2 separate regions of the Homo sapiens genome follow, and region 1 is linked to region 2. The links are chromatin loops, found by intact Hi-C in ENCODE. Cell type or tissue: heart right ventricle. All regions are shown on one strand.

Evidence for each region. Hi-C counts contacts between places; a loop is a spot of excess contacts. Peaks named below come from ENCODE experiments on the same cell type or tissue, not always from the same donor. Only the 100,000 strongest peaks of a DNase experiment are listed, where the experiment ranks them.
Region 1: a loop joins it to region 2, with 24 times the contacts of the local background. A loop is called at or near these places in 3 of 110 quality-filtered maps.

What each region holds. Positions count from the first base shown.
Region 1 is chr15:61,954,005-61,956,504 of GRCh38, reverse strand. VPS13C (vacuolar protein sorting 13 homolog C) reads left to right here. Exons shown (of 85, transcript NM_020821.3): 38 at 1,951-2,084. Among named protein-coding and RNA genes, the nearest start is that of VPS13C, 110 kb to the left of the region's middle. In heart right ventricle, no CTCF peak of the experiment used is centred here; no DNase peak of the experiment used is centred here.
Region 2 is chr15:62,051,531-62,054,030 of GRCh38, reverse strand. The region is part of intron 1 of VPS13C (vacuolar protein sorting 13 homolog C); the gene reads left to right. Among named protein-coding and RNA genes, the nearest start is that of VPS13C, 7.7 kb to the left of the region's middle. In heart right ventricle, no CTCF peak of the experiment used is centred here; no DNase peak of the experiment used is centred here; H3K27ac peaks cover 392 bases.

The DNA of each region.
Region 1 (2,500 bases), 98 kb after region 2:
TTCACTCTCTTTTTTTCCCAATTTTTATTTTAGATTCAGGGGGTACATGTCCAGGTTTGTTACATGGGTAAATTGCATGTCACTGCGATTTTGTCTACAAATGATCCCATTACCCAGGTAGTGAGCATAGTACCTGATAGGTAGTTTTTCAGCCCTCCCCCAGTCCCCCCCTCTCCCCTCTAGTAGTCCCCAGTGTCTGTTGTTCCCATCTTTGTGTCCATGTGTACTTAATGTTTAGCTCCCACTTACGAGTGAGAACATGTGGTATTTGGTTTTCTCTTGCTGAGCTAATTAACTTAGGATGATGGCCTCCAGCTCCATCCATGTTGCTGAAAAGGACATGATTTCATTCTTTTCTGTGGTTGCATAGCATGTCATGGTGTATATGTACCACATTTTCATTATTCAGTCCACTGTCAGTGGGCATCTAGGTTGATTCCATGTCTTTGCTATTGTGAATAGTGCAGTGATGAATAGGTGAGGGCATGTGGTCGTTTTGGTAGAATGAGGTATTTTTCTTTGGGTATGTACCCTGTAATAGGAGTGCTGGGTCAAAGGTAGTTCTGTTTTAAATTCTCTGAGAAATCTCCAAACTGCTTTCTATAGTGGCTGAACTAATAATGTATATTTCTACCTACAGTGTATAAGTATTCCCTTTTTTCTACAACCTGGCCAACATCTGTTATTTTTTGACTTTTCAATAGATATTCTGACTGGTGGCCTTTCAGTCTTTTAATGGATCTTTTAATGAATAAAATTTGTTAATTTCAATCAACTTAAATTTACTGGTTTTTTAAATGATCAGTATTTTTTGTTTTCCATTTGAAAAATCTTTGCCTATTCTGGGAATTGTTTCATAAAAGCAAAAATATTTGCTAGAATCATTTCCCCTGGTTCACATTATGTTTGGAACAGTGATGGAGTAAGGTGATAGTTAGGAAACCTTGCGCTATGCAATGCTTTGTCAAAGGTAATGATTAACATTAGCGGCTTTCTGTATGGAATTCTGGTGTAGCTTACACTACATGGTTCCTGTGTGTTGTATTAGTGGTCAAGATAATGTCAACCGCAATAATGGTAATAACTAACTTAATGATATTGAGGGACAGTGGCGAGTGAAGACTGTAAAATCAGACTGCTGAATTTGGGCTCTGCCATTTGTGCGACACTGAGCAAGGGACTGAATCTGTCTGAACCTCAATTTGCCCATCTCTGAAATAAGGACAATAAAGTTCTTATCTCAAAGAGATGTCATAAGAATTAAATAGAACAGTCCATATACAGACCTTAGAACAGTGTCTGCCACACAGATGAGCACTTAGCAAGTGATAGCTGTTGTTATTTTTTGTATTACAGTTTAAAACAATTTTATTGCATTTCAGGGTGTACGAATTTCAGAAACACAGCATCATAATTATATAGCTTTACCTTTGTTTATTAATATGGCATAAGAGGCCCTGACCTCCCACTCCCTTTTTTCTTTTGTAGTATTACCTCTTGTTGTCCCCCTTATGATTCAACCATATCAAACTCCATTCTGTTTGCAAAACCTATCATGTGTTATCATTCCCTGGTTTTGCTCCTTTCTAGTAATGTCTCCACCGTGTGAGGAGGTCCTTTGCTCTACTTGAATAATACCTCCTCTAATACATCCTTTCTTGACTTCTGTATAACAGTGTCACGCTTTGTTCTGTGCTTGCAGTGCATTTTATATAGAGTCTATTAACATTTGTTCACTTAATGTGACTAGGTGTGGCCTGCTTGTTTGTTTGTATTTTAAATGTATATGTCTCTTCCACTAAACCATGAGTTTTCCAAGGGCTAGCGCTGTTACTAATTCGTGGATTTTCATTGCCTCTACCAGGTCCAGAATACTCATATAAGTCCACAATAAATATTTGTGGAAGAAATTTGTGAATAAAAGTAATGAATTTCTTTTAAACATTTCAGGTGAAATTAAAGAGCCCCTTGAAATCTCTATATCACAAGATGTACATGATTCAAAAAATACTTTAACAACTGGAGTGGAAGAAATTAGGTCTGTAGACATCATTAATATGCTGCTGAATTTTGAAATTAAAGAGGTGTGTAATTTTCATCTGTTTTTGTAAAGTGAGGTGAATAAGTAATGGATATTGGAATTACCTCTACTAAACTTACAGATAATTGATACTGATGAAAAAAATCTATGTGGGCTGTTCACATGTAGCAGTGATGTTTTAAAAATTGAAAGTTTGTTAAGGATTTGGGAGTTTATAATATTTCATAGAGAAAATGACAGCATGTTGTATAACATGCTTTTTAATGATTTTAGGACAGTTGGAATGTCACTTGCTTTGGATGTCATATAAGAAATGCAGGAAAGGACAATAGTGTCAGATAAATTCTTTTCAAATGTTAGAAACTCTTGATAGAATAAAACACAATATGCCTGCATTTTAAAAAAAAGTTACATTACTAATATGTTTGCCATCTGCATACTCTTGAGGAAAGATGAAAT
Region 2 (2,500 bases):
GTCAGCAGGAAAATCCTCCAGTACTCGGAACTCTGTTGTTCTTAATTCCACTGGACAGGTGGAATCAACATAGGAACTGTGATGTGTTAGATACAAGGGTGACTCTGGTGACCAGGAATAGAAGCCAAGTGCAATGCCCTCAGAATCTGTGGCCCTGCAAACCAGACTGAACCCGTGCTGTTTATCCCACTCCTGACAGTTTATCCCACTCTTGACACTTCCCCTTGAGCTGCCAGATATTGTTGGAGCAGTGCAGCATAAGAAAGGAGAATGAACACTGGACTGGGAATGAGCAAACCTCTTTAATCTTATTCCATCTCTGATTCTGTCTAGTTGTGTGGCTTTTGGCATGTCTCTGACAAGTGACCATTGGTTGCTTATCTGTAAGTGGAAAGGTTAGACAAGGTCATCTCTTCTGTCTTTAAACTTCTGTGATTTGAGCAAGGCAAGAACAACGTGAGATCCTTCATTGGATGAGTGGTACTGCCACTTCCTCCGCATTCATAGAGAGAAAAGGTAGTTAAATAATGTATCTTTATCTTTCCTTTTTGCTCTTCACCCGATATTGGTGAGTAAAGAGCCACAGTCAATGACAGTGACAAGATAAATGAAGTTCCAGGCTCATGCTGATATTTGTGGGTCCAAGTGTAATATACTGTAATATATTGTCTTAACAGGTACCTGTAGGGCAGCTTGAGAATGAAAGAAAAAGCAGCTCTTTTTGCTTTTTTTGGCTTTGACACATAAAAGATGTCAGTATCTAGGTATTTCTAAACCTGTAGAGGGATTTTCTTTAGTCTTTTCCTCCCAGCCAGCACTTGGTGTAGTGGAGGCCACATTTCTCATTAGCTTGTCCTATGGCATATAAAAGTAAACAATAATGAAAAGGTCATTAGTGTAATACATATTTAGGCTCAGTTACTACCAGTTAAAGCGGTGCTTAAAAATTTAAATTTAAGCACCTGTTCACATATTTAAGTAGCATTACTAATTAAAAATTAACTCCTTTTCTAGAACTAAAACTGAGAATTGGTATTTTGGTAACCATTCTGCTAGGAAGCTCTACCACATTACTCAATATTATGGGATCCCTGAAGTGAACTGAAAGGGAGAAAGTTCAGTGGTGATGTTGCAGCTTTCTACCTTCCTTTGTCAAAACTTCCTGTTTCAGTAGGGAAATGGGAAGAGTGAGAGAGTTGTTTCCTTTCTCTTTCCTGTCTTCCTCTCTGAAGACAAAGTCACTGTGAACTCATTAAAAGGAGTCTAGATTGGTTAATTTGGGTTGACTAGCTAGATTCATTTGAAATGAATAGCTATAATATTTTCTTTGGTATTCTTTTTTTTTTTTTTTTTTTTTTGAGACGGAGTCTTGCTTTGTCGCCCAGGCTGGAGTGCAGTGGCACAATCTCGGCTCACTGCAAGCTCTGCCTCCTGGGTTCACGCCATTCTCCTGCCTCAGCCTCCACAGTAGCTAGGACTACAGGCACCCGCCACCACGCCTGGCTAATTTTTTTGTATTTTTTAGTAGAGACGGGGTTTCACCGTATCAGGATGGTCTTGATCTCCTGACCTTGTGATCCACCTGCCTCAGCCTTCCAAAGTGCTGGGATTACAGGCGTGAGTCACCGCACCAGGCCTGGTATTCTTTACTAAAACATAAATCATTAAAATAATTTGATTCATGCTTTGCTTTAAAAAACTGTTCAGTCATCTACTTTAGCTCACCTCCCTGGAAAATGAATTGTGTCAGAACATTCAGATATGCTTTCAACTAAATAATGTTTATGTTATAGATACATAAACAAAATCTTAAAAAATAAATACAAAGCATTCTTTATTTCACTATTCTTTATATGCAAAGCTAGTTTCATGGATTATGGCATGGCATTTTTGTTTGTTGGATGGTTTTTGTGTTTAATCACAGTTTTGGATTAACCTCTATGTTTTATATTAAGAAAGTTGACCTAGGAGTTGGGAGACATAGATTCTATTCTTAGTACTGCCACAAAAAAATTGTATAACCTTGGATAAACTACCAGATCTCTTTAGACTTTAATTTCTTCATGTATAAAGTGAGAGGGGCTTAGATTTGAAAATCTTTATGGTCCCAAATAGTTCTAAATCATAACTTGTGAATTTCTGTCTTTTGAGGAAAAAAATAGATTTTTAAAAAGTACTAAAATGACCATTTTGTAATACCATCTCCTGCATCTGTTTTTCCCTGTGGCACTACGTTTTCTTCTGGTTATGCTCTGAACATAACCCCCTTGACTCTATCCTACCGTTCTGCCTGTGCCCTTGTTATACTAATTTTAGTTATCCTTTTTGTTTTGGATTTTTTTACGTCTCTTTGCAAATACAGAGACCAAAAGTGGAACCGACAACCACGCTGGCCTGTGAATGCTGAGTCTGATTCTTTTATGGCATTTTTGTTGTCCAGGGAGGTCGAATTACCTTCTGAATTAAAATCCTATACGCTTTATGCTCTGCTATTCGGGAG